Linked DNA regions of Homo sapiens: region 2 is linked to region 1. The links are chromatin contacts, found by Hi-C or POLR2A ChIA-PET in ENCODE. All regions are on one chromosome and are shown on one strand. Each heading gives the region's core, a stretch centred on a gene start or an enhancer-like site at or near the end of the contact. The rest is flanking DNA. Distances are from core to core; before and after follow the strand shown.

Region 1 (6,683 bases), core at 2,385-4,884:
ATATATATCTAGCAGTGGAATTGCTAGGTATATGGTAACTCTTAACATTTTGAGGAACTGCCAAACTGTTTCCAAAGTGGCTGCACTGTTTTAAAATCCCACCAGCAGTGCACGAGGGTTCCAGTTTCTCCACATCTTCATCAACTCTTGTTATTATCCATCTTGTGATTATTGCCATCCTAAGTGGGTATGAAGTGGCATCTCATTGTGACTTTGATTTGCATTTCCCAGATGGCTAATGATGTTGTGCCTTCTTTCATGTGCTTATTGGCCATTTGTGTATCTTCTTTGGAGAAATGTATATTTGGTCTTTTATCTATTTTTAAATTGGATTATATGTCTCTTTATTATTGAGTTGTAAGTGTTCTTTATATATTCTGAGTTCAGTTCCTTATCAGCTATGATTTTAAAGTATTTTTTGCCCATTCTGTGGGTTATTTTTTCACTTTCTTGATGGTGTTCTTTGAAGTGCCAGGTTTTAATTTTGGTGAAGTTCAATTTATCTATTTTTCTTGGGTTTCCTGTGCTTTTGGTGTCATACGTAAGAAACCTTTGCCTGATGCAAGGTCATGAAAACTTATGCCTAAGGCATATTTTTTTTTTTTTTTTTGAGATGGAGTTTTGCTCTTTCACCCAGGCTGGAGTATAGTGGCATGATCTCGGCTCACTACAACCTCCACCTTCCGGTTTCAAATGATTCTCCTGCCTCAGCCTCTCAAGTAGCTGGGACTACAGGTGTGCATCATCACACCCAGCTGATTTTTGTATTTTTAGTAGAGACGGGGTTTCACCATGTTGGCCAGGCTGGTCTGGAACTCCTGACCTCATGATCTGCCCACCTTAGCCTCCCAAAGTGCTGGGATTACAGGCATGAGCCACCACGCCCAGCCATATGCCTATATATTCTTATAAGAGTTTTATAGTTTTAGCTCTTAGATTTAGAACTTTGATCTGTTTTGATTTGATGTTTGTATGTGGTGTGAGGTAGGGGTCTAGCTTCATTTTTTGCATATGGAAATCCTGTTGTCCCAGAACCATGTGTTGAAAAGACTCTTCTTCCCCATTAAATTGTTTTGACACTCTTGTCAAAAATCAATTTACTATAAATGTAAGCATTTATTTCTGCATTCTCAATTCTAGTCCATTCATCTATATGTCTATCCTTATGCCAGTATTGCTGTCTATACTGTCTTGACTACTATAGCTTTGTAGTAAGTTTTGAAATCAGGAAGTATGAATCCTCCAACTTTGTCCTTCTTTTTCTTTTTTCTTTCTTTCTTTCTTTTTTTTTTTTTTTTGTGACAGAGTCTTGCTCTGTCACCCAGGCTGAAGTGCAGTGGCATGATCACTGCTCACTGTAGCCTCGACCTCCTGGGCTCAAGCAATCCTCCCACCTCAGCCTCCCAAGTAGCTGGGACTACAGATGTGTGCAACCATACCCAGCTAATTTTTAATTTTTATTTATTTATTTTTGGTAGAGACTGGGTCTGGCTGTGTTACCCAGGCTGGTCTCAAACTCCTGGGCTCAAGTAGTCCTCCCACCTTGGCCTGCCAAAGTGCTGGGATTATAGGTGTTAGCCACTGTGCCCAGCCTGACCTTCTTTTTCTAGATTATTTTGGCTGTTCTGGATCTCCCTATGAATTTTAGGATCAGCTTGTTAGTTTCTGCAAAAAGAGACCTGAGATTTTGACAGGGGTTACATTGACTCTGTAGATCACTTGGGGAGTTTTGCCATCTTAACAATATTAACTGTGGAACCTAAATTCCTTTTTGCTGGTGGCACTGCTCACTCAGCTTCCCTAGTCATTGAGTCTGCTGAGTAGGCACTCTGAGACCCATCCATCAAACTGCACAGACAAAACTCCAGCGATGTAAATGTCTCTTTCCTTTTTGAAGAAAGTAACACAGTATACTGTAGTGTCTAATTTAAGGCTTGGGTAAGACATTTAACTCCTGAATTTGTGAAATGGGAGTGCATCTGGCACCTGGACACACATATGACAGATCTGGCTTTCCTTCATGCTAAGGATGGGATGGAGATCTCTAAGATACTCCCATAACCCCTTGCTTCATGCCTGGAGAAGTGTGGTGGGAACTGGGAGACCCCACAGCCCTGGAGGCACCAGGTGGTGATAGGAGAATTGAAGCCAGGCTCCATTTTATCTTGTTTTATCTGTTGGGCAAAGGGGTACAATTTCATTTGAGGAAAGAGTTCTGCTGCTAAAACAATCTTAGCCCCTCACCCCCAATTCACTCACATCATAGTTTGAAGAATGGAATAAAAATAAAAAGGGAGTAATATCACATATTAAAAGTTTAGTTTAGGCCAGGCGCAGTGGCTCATGCCTGTAATCCCAGCACTTTGGGAGGTTGAAGTGGGAGCATTGCCTCAGGCTAGGAGTTTGAGACCCGCCTGGGCAGCAAAGCGAGACTCTATTTCTATAAAACAATTAAAAATTAGTTGGGTGTGACGGCACATGTCTGTAGTCCCACATACTTGGAAGGCTAAGGTGGGAGGATAGCTTGAGCCCCGTTGTTTGACGCTGCAATGAGCTGTGCTCACACTAATGCACTCCAGCTTGGCGACAGAGCAAGACCCTGTCTCAAAAGAAAAAAAAAAGCTTAGTTTACACCCTGACATGTACTTATGTGTTCCAGATGTAATGCTTTGGCACAGCACAAATACATGATTTTATTTTCAAGAAAGAAATAATAAAAAATGGAGTGCCTATATTTGTATCACTTGGAACCTTGTTTTCTAAACTTAAAGAACAACCTGGGAAACTACATTTGAAACTTCAAATCCATTCATACCTCAACTCATCTGGGGTGAGGAGCTCTCATTTTAAACAAACAATGTGTGTGTGTGTGTGTGTGTGTGTGTGTGTGTGTTTGAGAGACAGAGATTAGAGTTATTTATTGCAGTTGTTTCAAAAAAGCAATTTAAAAAAGCATGAATTTGGACTGTGTTTTTAGTTTGTTTCTGGGAGAAGAGAAACTTACATGCAATAGAATATATGTTTTGAGGTCTTCAAAATCTCAGATCTAGGCCAGGCGTGGTGGCTCACGCCTGTAATCCTAGCACTTTGGGAGGCTGAGGCAAGTGGATCACGAGGTCAGGAGTTCAAGACCAGCCTGGCCAAGATGGTGAAACCCCGTCTCTGCTAAAAATACAAAAATTATCCAGACGTGGTGGTGAGTGCCTGTAATCCCAGTTACTAGAGAGAGGCTGAGGCAGAGAATTGCTTGAACCTGGGAGGCAGAGGTTACGGTGAGCCAAGATCACGTCATAGCACTCCAGCTTGGGTGATACAGCGAGACTCGGTCTCAGAAAAAAAAAAAAAAAAAATCAGATCTTTTGCCTTAGCAGATTCCCTTATTTAAGTTGTTGGAACCGGCAGTTCATAGGGATTTTGTTTCCATCCTTTAGTGAGGGGGGTGTGTGCGTGTGTGTGCACATGGAAAGTTAGGGGAAAAACACAATGATATAACCTAACCCCAAAACAAGGAAGCACGTTACACAGTTGAGGTTTGGCGCTTCAGTTCCTGCCCAGTCTCAGAAGGTACAGCTTGGCTGACCTTGTGTGACCTATCTCTATGACACATCTCCCAAGGGGGTGGGGAGGACTGTTTCTCTCCAGCATGGCTTTAGTTTTATAAAAGCCCTGTGCAGTCTTGCAAACTCAAATGGTTTTCTTAACAAATCACTCACATTTCATGTGTTCTGGGCTGGGCAGGGCCTCGCTAATCCTTGGCCAGCTTTGTGAGTCAGAAATTATTTAAATGATTGCCTGAGTCCTTTTGAGGCGAGAGAATTGGCAAGTTAATTTAGGGAGGTGCAATGACTCTTAAACAGCACTGCAGTGAGTGGCAGCATTGATAAATGTGTTAGAAGCTCTATTTTATTGTGATAATAAATGCTAATGAAGAAAATGAACGTATTACCTTTTAGAGTGAGATAAGAATGATGATGCTACCAAATTTTATTAAGCATTTATTGTGTGGTGGAGTATGGTGGCTTCTCCCATGTTTTTGACTGTGACCTATTGTAAAACATAGACTGCAACCTGGTAACCTGGTGTGTGTGTGTGTGTGTGTGTATGTGTGTGTGCGCGCATATCTGAATTATTTGGTGAAACAATAGTTACCCTATGCGTGTCTAGTGTCCTCTGGGCTCAAGTGATCCTCTTGCCTTGGCCTCCAGAGTAACTGGGACTACAGGTGCATGCCACCACACCGGCTAATTTTTTGTTGTTGTTTGTTTGTTTTTGTTTTTTTTGAGACGGAGTCTTGCTCTGTCGCCCAGGCTGGAGTGCAGTGGTGTGATCTTGGCTCACTGCAAGCTCTGCCTCCCAGGTTCACGCCATTCTCCTACCTCAGCCTTCTGAGTAGCTGGGACCACAGGAGCCCGCCACTTTGCCTGGCTAATTTTTTTGTTTTGTTTTTTTTTTTTAGTAGAGACGGGGTTTCACCGTGTTAGCCAATGGTCTCGATCTCCTGACCTCATGATCCGCCCGCCTCGGCCTCTCAAAGTGCTGGGATTACAGGCATGAGCCACCGTGCCTGGTCTCACGCCGGCTAATTTTTTAAATTTTTTGTAGAGACTGGGTCTCTCTGTATTACCCAGGCTGGTCTCAAACTCCTGGCCTCATGTGATTTTCTGGCCTCAGCCTCCCAGTGTGCTGGGATTACAGGTGTGAGCCACTGCACCCACCCTAAAGTTGCATTTGAAAACAAATATATCTACTATGATAGCTTTGATCAGTATATAGACAAATATTATTATTATTATTATTATTATTATTATTATTATTTTGAGACAGAGTCTTGCTGTCACCCAGGCTGGAGTGCAGTGGCGCAATCTTGGCTCACTATAAGCTCTGCCTCCTGGGTTCACGCCATTCTCCCGCCTCAGCCTCCCGAGTAACTGGGAGTACAGGCGCCCGCCACCACGCCCGGCTAATTTTGTTTTTGTATTTTTAGAAGAGACAGGGTTTCACCGTGTTAGCCAGGATAGTCTCGATCTCCTGACCTTGTGATCCACCCGCCTTGGCCTCCCAAAGTACTGGGATTACAGGCGTGAGCCACCGCGCCTGGCCGACAAATGTTATTCTTTCTGGGTTGCCATATTTTGTGGTTTTTAAAAAATATATTTTTATTCATTTATCTGGTGACTTGAAATTTCATGCAAGTACAGGTCCTTACAGACAATTTCTATTGGAAAATCACTTATTTTGGGTGTGTATTAGGGTTTGGAGAGAAACAGAACCAACAGGATGTGTGTCAATCAATCGCTCATCTATCTATTGAGAGGTTGATTTTTAGGAATTGGCTCATGTGATTGTGGAGGCCAGGTGAGTCAAAAATCAGCAAGGTAGACTGGCAGGCCGGAGACCCAGGGAAGAGTTGCAGTGAGCCCAAAGGCTCTCTGGGTAGAATTCTTCCTGCTCTGGGAGGTCGGTCTTTTTCTATTAAGGCTTATAGCTGATTGGATAAAGCCCACCACATCATGGAGAATAATCTGCTTTACTCTAAGTCCACTGATTTAAATGTTAATCTCATCTAAAAAATACCTTCACAGAAATGTCTAGAATGTTTGACCAAATAGCTGGTTACCATGGTCTAGCCAAGTTGACACATAAAATTAATCATCACAGTGGGTAAAATACTGTTTGAGGTTGTTCAGAAGAAAGGAAAAAGGCAAAAGCCTGGGCGCGGTGGCTCACGCCAATAGTCCCAGCACTTTGGGAGGCCGAGGCGGATGGATCACTTGAGGTCAGGAGTTCAAGACCAGCCTAGCCAACATGGTGAAACCCCGTCTCTACTAAAAATACAAAAATTAAGCCAGGCATGGTGGCGGGTGCCTGCAATCCCAGCTACTTGGGAGGCTGAGGCAGGTGAATCGCTTGAACCTGGGAGGCGGAGGTTGCGGTGAGCCAAGATCATGCCACTGTACCTGGGTGACAGAGTCAGACTCTGTTTCAGAAAAAAAAAAAAAGAAAGAAAGGAAAAGTGTAATGGTTGGAAGTGGAAGTGTGCTGTTGGTACAGATAGGAGAACATTTCGGAAAGAATTCCCTCCCCTTTGATTGACTGCAAAATAAGTCCCTCCCTTGTTCTCTTGCAATTACAGGTGGACCAGATGGGTGGGCAGATTGGCAGTGGGGGTGCAGAGTTTCTTGTTCTGATTGAAAGGATTTTTTCTTACATTTTAGGGTTTTTTTTTTTTGTTTTGGAGACAGAGTCTCACTGTGTTGCCCTCCTGGCCTCAAGTGATCCTCCTGCCTCAGCCTCCTGAGTAGCTGGGATTACAGATGTGAATTACTGTGCCCAGCTCTTAGATTTCATTTTAAGACTGAAGACCTGAGAGTTCATGGGCCTAAGTAAAAGGTGCCATTTATCTGCAACAAATTGGTGCATGCTCCGTAGATCTAGCTGTAGGGGGCTGTGTGTGCTAATGCAGCATTTGTGACTCAGCCGTAATGAGGATGACCTTGCCTCTCCTGTTCCGCAGGCTACCACCTAGCTGTGGTGGGTCACTGGCCACAGAAACTGTAGGTATCTGGGGCTGCCTGGGTGGGAACTCAGCCTGTATGAGAACATGGTATTTGGAAGACATTAAACATTTATTATAGCTTTTATTTTTATTGAGGTATAATTAACATACCACAAAATTGACCCTT
Region 2 (6,683 bases), core at 3,051-5,550, 970 kb before region 1:
AATGTCTGCATCACTAGGCTTTCCCTTAGATACAAGTTGTAGTGAACAGAGAACCAAGACACCGTTTTCCATTAAAAATTTGCTCAAGACTGGAATCACTTTTCTACACCTTTTTTTTTTTTTTTACCTATCAAATTCTAATCCAACGAGAAGTAATTAACAAACCAAACCCACAAAGTCTGATTTTCCATTCAACAGTTCTGATGATACTTATGCAATTCTTCTTTTTTTTTTTTTTTCCTGTAGAGACAGGGTCTCGCTATGTTATCCAGGCTGGTGTTGAACTCCTGGCACAATGGTTCATTCCTTGAGCCCACGTGGTCAAGGCTGCAGTGAGCTATGATCATGCCACTGCATTCCAGCCGGGGTGACAGAGCGAGATCTTGTCTTTTTTTTAAAAAAAAAAAAAAAAAGGAACTAACTTCAAGCAACCCTCCCACCTTAGCCTCCCAAAGTGCTGCGATTACAGGCATGAGCCACCATGCCCAGCCCAATTGTTGCTTTTGAGAGTAAACAAAGATACAACAGGTTGGGATTATAGTACCACATTGTTCAACATCATCTACAGAGAACTATCTCTTCTATGCACTGGGTGCCAGCTGACAGTCAGCACAGCCTTTCCTAACAAGGGGCAGGGCAGACAAAGGAGATGCCTGCAAGTAGTAACTGCCAGAGCTAAGGAGGTGCATGGGCAGAACTTTAAAATCCGGCCAGGCACAGTGGCTCGCTCCTGTAATCCCAGAGCTTTGGGAGGCTGAGGCAGGAGATCACTTGAGGCCAGGAATTTGAGACCAGCCTGGGGAACATAGTGAGACCCTGTCTCTCAAAAAAAAAAAAAAATTAATTAACTGGGCATGGTGGAGCATGCCTAGTAGTCCCAGCTACTTGGGCAGCTGAGGCGGAAGGATTGCTTGAGCCCAGCAATTTGAGGTTATAGTGGTCGTACTCCAGCCTGGGCAACAGAGCGAGACCCCCAACTCAGGAAAAAAAAAAAAGCCATCAATTCACAAACAATCAGATTCTGACAAGAACTAACTCAGTCTTGACTTGGTGCCAAAAAGACGTCAGCAGCTTTCACACAAATCTCTCTTTTTAACAATAAGAACAGGCCGAGCATGGTGGCTCACGCCTGTAATCCCCACACTTTGGGAGGCCAAGGCAGGTGGATCACCTGAGGTCAGGAGTTCGAGACCAGCCTGGCCAACATGGCAAAAACCCATCTCTACTAAAATACAAAAATTAGCTGGGCATGGTGGCGGGCACCTGTAATCCCAGCTACTCGGGAGGCTGAGGCAGGAGAATCGCTTGAACACAGGAGGCAAATGCTGCAATGAGCCGAGATCATGCCATTGCACTCTAGCCTGGGCAACAAGAGCGAAACTCTGTCATAAAAACAAACAAACAAACAAACAAACAAACAATAAGAACAGGCCTCAGGCTCAAAGTCTTCAAAAAACTTTTCAAGAATTTAGTAACACGTTGTTTTCATTGATTTTATTTATTTTTTAATTTTTTCTTATGCTATCTCCTCTAACTTATTTTTTCAAAGCCTAGTTACCTGTTCTTTCTGGCAAGTGATCGTGGTTTTCATTTAAGATCATGTTCTCTAGTTTCCTTTTACGAGTAAAGTAGTATAAAGATGAGTAGATATGAAGAAAAAAAACATTCACAAAATAATACTGGCACCTGGAGTAGGCAGAAACCATGCCAGTGATCTAAAAAAGCCAGAGGGCAGAGAGGCTGGTCTGGTGGAGGGCCAGGGTCATAAACAGAATCATGGCCATTTTACAAGGATTCTAATTTGTGTGCACAGTGCTGTGGGAATGCAAGGGAAAAAATGAATAATTCTACCTGGGGGCTTTCGAGAGGACTTCACGAGGGAAATCATCTGAATTGGTTCCTGAACTACAAGAAAAAAAATGAGTGGTCAAGAGGAGGCAGCGGGAGGCAAGGGTGAAGGAACCTCCCCATTCATTACAAGGGGCTTTAGCTGGCTGATATGAAGGTTGAAGCCAATGCTAGCAGCCCACTGAGGACAACTTGCATTGCAGGCTAAAATGACTCTGATGTCGGCCAGGCGTGGTGGCTTACGCCTATAATCCTAGCACTTTGGGAGGCCAAAGCGAGCGGATGGCCTGAGGTCAGGAGTTCCAGACAAGCCTGGCCAACATGGCGAAACCCCGTCTCTACTAAAAATACAAAAATCTGCTGGGTGTGGTGGTGCACTCCTGTAATCCCAGCTACCTGAGAGGCTGAGGCAGGAGAATTGCTTGAACTCTGGAGACGGAGGTTGCAGTGAGCTGAGATGGTGCCACTGCACTCCAGCCAGGGTGATAGAGCGAGACTGTCTCAAAAAAAAAAAAAAAAAAAAAAAAAAGACTCTAATGTCAAGTCTGGGCCCAGTGGGAAAGAACATCATATCAACTGACCAGCAATGTTTGTCATGAAGAGAAGAAAGTATAGCCGGGGTGCTATTTGATGACCCTGATTCTGGCTCAGTCTTCAACGTTTACAGGTGAGAAACTGAAACTGCCTTTGCAAAAATTATAGACAGTGAAAGAGGTCAGACCTAACCGACTCCATCTTGCTTCTAACCTTTAGGCTGTCCTTGTTCATTCCTGGGCATAGGCCAAACTAACCTTGGGAATGAATTTAGTTTATGGTTTCACTCTGAAAAAAAACTGCTAATAGCCCTTTCCCAAAAAGACCCTCTTCTTGCCTTGGGAGCAGTCTGCCTTTGTAGGACTAACAAATTAGCTACAAGATTAGAAATTAAGGTTTAGGGGTCAGAAACTGCAAGAGTCTGAACCTCCACAAATTGCTTCTGGAGATAACATCACTACTGTAAAACTTAACATCAGTGCTTGAGATAGTTTGCAGACCCTGCACTCCATGGATCAGCTGACACCTCCCAGAGCGGTAATCTGGCTCAACCAGTTCTGCCATCCCACCCAGGAACAGAAGACAGCAAGAAAACGTCACTTCGACCCCCTGTGACTCCATCTCCAACTTGACCAATCAGCACTCCCCACTTCCTGAGCCCCTACCTGCCGAATTATCTTTAAAAACTCTGATCCCAAATGCTCGGGAGACTGATTTCAGTAACAATAAAATTCTAGCCTCCCACACAGCTGGCTCTGGGTGACTTACTCTTTCTCCATTGCAATTCCTCTGTCTTGATAAATCAGCTCCGTCTAGGCAGCAGGCAAGGTGAACTCGTTAGGTGGTTACAAAACTGGGGTCCAAAGCCCCAGAGCTGACGAAGAGCACAGTCAGAATAAAGAAACAGGTATCCTGAGTCCACGTCCTTCTCATTCTGTGCTCTAGGGTCCTCTTTCATCTGAATCAGCAGCATTTACAGCCATGGAGTCATTATAAAGAAAAGCAAATCTGTCCTAAGTCTTGAGTCAATTAATTAAGGAGTTTAAATGTATGGGTCCAAAACAATTAAGCTTTGTGGAATAAGAGCCCGGGTGAGCTCACCAGTGAGAGAAGGATGGTCTCATTTGAAAGTACATCTCTGTAGAAAGTTAATTCCAATAAAAATCTTTCCCATGCTGCCGCCCCAGGCCGAGAATGTTGTACTGAGCCAAACTTCACACGTAGCTGACTGATCCATCCAGCAAAGAGTGGTCTCCTTTAGCTAAGGCCGTGATCAAGAGGCATTCTGTCCAACTAGGAATTCTCAAAACTTCCACTTTCCTCCTAGCAGAACCTTCCAATCTGGAATCACACTCACAATGACTGAGGCTGCTGGCTTGTCCGAAGTCCAAGCCCTATAACCACGGATCTTTTTTTAGTTTTTAATTGGGGAGAGTCACTGTGGTTGAGCTACATTTTCCTCTCCTTCAACATGGACCCTGGAAGGCAATCAAACCCCTTATTTCTCACACATTCATTATTTCTTTCAACTCTTCCTCTTAAAAAAGTTGGGGGTGGGGTACATGTTGCGTTCCCTAAACCACCATTCTGCCCCCTCTTCAGATGGAAATCCCTCAAGTCTACAGACTGAGGCTCACAAATGAAGTTACCTGATATTTTAAGAGGCATGGAAATTACACCACTTAAATTTGAAGTCAGATTTTATTTCATATCCAAGTCTAAGTAACAGCTTTTAATTACATAGACAGCTTAAAAGAAACCTCAAGCACTCTGCAATTTACGTGTATTTTGGGTTTGGTTTTGTTTTTGTTTTCCTGTTTGATCTGCCTGTGAGGTGAAGAGGTAATCTCACTTCACAGATGTGGACAAGGGGATTACCCTAAGTCACACAGCCTGTGACACCAGGGTTTCATCAAACAAAGGGGCTTTCTAAAGAATAAATGGCAACCTAGTGACACAGGAAGCCACGTGAAACACCTCCTTGAGGTCCACTCCACCAATCCTCTGCAATGTCCCCAATTTCAGGTAGAACATGTGATCTAGGACAAGCCAGTCCCAAGAGTCATTCCCAAGAGTCAAACACCCTTGCCAGTGGTGGGCTGAGATGTGAGCAGGTGACATAGGCTGGTCCAATCACAGTGAACCTCAGGGCTTTCCTGGGACTGCTGGGATCAGGGCCCGCCTTCTTCCTCTGGGAGGTGTGGGGTGTGGCTGCGGGCCTGGGACTGCTACACCCACCCGTCTGTGGAGAGACAACAGAATCAGAGAAGCAGAGCCAAGGCTCTCTGATGCCCTGGAGACTTCCAGGTCCAACTGCCTGCCTACCCCTTGACTTTTCAGTTACGAGAGCCAATGAGCTCCCTTTTTGGATAAACCAGGATTAGGTAGGTTTCCCATGACTTGGAACCATATACATCCTAATGGATACATTTATATTCAAAGTCTTTCTCTACTGCTTCCTGGCTGTGCCACAAGTTACTAAACCTCTCAGTGCCTCGGTTTCCTCATTTGTAAAATGGTGGAGTGTTAGAATGAAGTGCGATACTTGGTGTAAAAACCAACTGAGAACAGTCTCTGGCCTGTAGCAGGGATTCGCTTACCACTGCACTCCAGCCTGGGCGACTAGGGCGAAACTCTCAAAAAAAAAAAAAAATTGTCTTTAAAAAACAGAACCTTTTTGTGGCTAGGATGTGCAAGAACTGGAGCTCTCAAACACTGCTCGTGGAAATGTAAAACAATACAACCACTTTGGGAAACAGTTTGGCAGTTTCTTGAACAGTTAAACGTACACCTATGATGTATGATCCTAACATTCCACTCAGAAAAATAGAAATATACATCCATACAAAGAGTAGTAAAAGATGTTCATGATAGCTTTATTTAGAAACCACCCGGCCAGGCGTGGTGGCTCACACCTATAATCCCTGCACTTTGGGAGGCAGAGGTGAGCGGATCGCCTAAGGTCAGGAGTTCGAGACCAGCATGACCAACATGGTGAAACCCCGTCTCTACTAAAAATACAAAAATTAGCCAGGTGTGGTGGCAAATGCCTGTAATCCCAGCTACTCAGAAGGCTGAGGCAGGAGAATTGCTTGAACCCGGGAGGTGGAGGTTGCAGTGAGCCAAGATCACACCACTGCACTCCAGCCTGTTCAACAGAGTGAGACTCCGTCTCAAAAATAAATAAATAAATAAGAAACCACCCAAATGTTATCAACAGAAGGATGTATAAACAAAATGTAGTATATCCATACAATGGACTACTACTCAGCAATAAAAAGGAATAGGACTATTGACACATGCAACAAGGATGAATTTCAGAATAACTATGCTAGAAGAAGCCAGACAAAAAGAGTACATACTGGCAGGGCGTAGTGGCTCATGCCTGTGATCCTAGCACTTTGGGAGGCCAAGGCGGGTGATCACCTGAGGTCAGGAGTTCGGGACCAGCCTGGCCAACATGGTGAATCCCCATCTTTACTAAAAATACAAAAATTAGCTAGGCATGATAGCATGTGCCTGTAATCCCTGCTACTCGGGAAGCTAGGGCAGGAGAATCACTTAAATCTGGGGAGATGGAGGTTGTAGTGAGCCGAGGTCGCACCACTGCACTCCAGCCTGGGTAACAGAGTGAGACTCTTGTCTCAAAAAAAAACAAAACAGCATACTATATGATTCCATTTATATAAAAGGCTAAAAGATGAAAACTGACTGATAATGACAGAAAGCAGATCAGTGAATGCTTGAGCATGGGTGTGGAAGACATGGAGAGATAAAAGGCAAGAATTACAAAGAGGCACAAGGAAACTTCTGGGGCTGGATAGGGAGGTTCGCTGTCTTGATTATGGTGATGGTTTCCTGATGTGTGAGTGTACATGTGTACACAGGAGTGTGTGTATAAGCTAATCAAAATGTGTTCTTCATTGTATAACAATTATACCTCAATATTTTTTGGGTTTTCTTGGCAGGGGTGGGGAGATTGAGACAATGTCTCACTCTTTTGCCCAGGCTGGAGTGCAGTCATGCAATCTCAGCTCACTGCAGTCTTGACTTCCCGGGCTCAAGCAATCCTCCCACCTCAGCCTCCTGAGTAGCTGGGACCACAGGTGCATGTCACTACACCTAGCTTTTTTTTGGCGGGGAAGGGAGTAGAGATGGGGATCTCTCAATGTTGCCCAGGCTGGTCCTGAATTCCCAGGCTCAAGAGATCCTCCTGCCTTGGCCTCCCAAAATGTTGGGATTACAGGCATGAGCTACCACACCCAGCCAATAAAGCAGTTTTTCAAAAATTAAACCCATCT

The links. A loop is a pair of places that touch in the nucleus more often than their neighbours do. ChIA-PET counts read pairs that join two places held with the same protein, here RNA polymerase II (POLR2A). Pooled maps may share reads with other maps.
Region 2: a pooled map shows a loop between it and region 1 (6-fold over the local background). The contact joins two enhancer-like sites. A Hi-C loop is called at or near these places in 1 of 37 single-sample maps with no recorded cell type and 2 of 50 pooled maps. POLR2A ChIA-PET finds 5 or more read pairs at or near these places in 1 of 52 experiments (common myeloid progenitor, CD34-positive).

Annotation. Positions count from the first base shown.
Region 1 is chr3:57,065,587-57,072,269 of GRCh38, reverse strand. The region is part of intron 1 of SPATA12 (spermatogenesis associated 12); the gene reads right to left. It also overlaps a transcript of ARHGEF3 not described here. Among named protein-coding and RNA genes, the nearest start is that of SPATA12, 8.3 kb to the right of the region's middle. RefSeq lists an enhancer at 3,181-3,560. Within about 2 kb of position 3,634, at least 18 of the 41 ENCODE cell types and tissues checked have a DNase peak (open chromatin) inside an H3K27ac peak, as active enhancers do.
Region 2 is chr3:58,032,753-58,039,435 of GRCh38, reverse strand. All of the region lies in intron 1 of FLNB (filamin B), which reads right to left. Among named protein-coding and RNA genes, the nearest start is that of FLNB, 28 kb to the right of the region's middle. RefSeq lists enhancers at 781-1,281, 4,069-4,568. Within about 2 kb of position 4,300, at least 6 of the 41 ENCODE cell types and tissues checked have a DNase peak (open chromatin) inside an H3K27ac peak, as active enhancers do.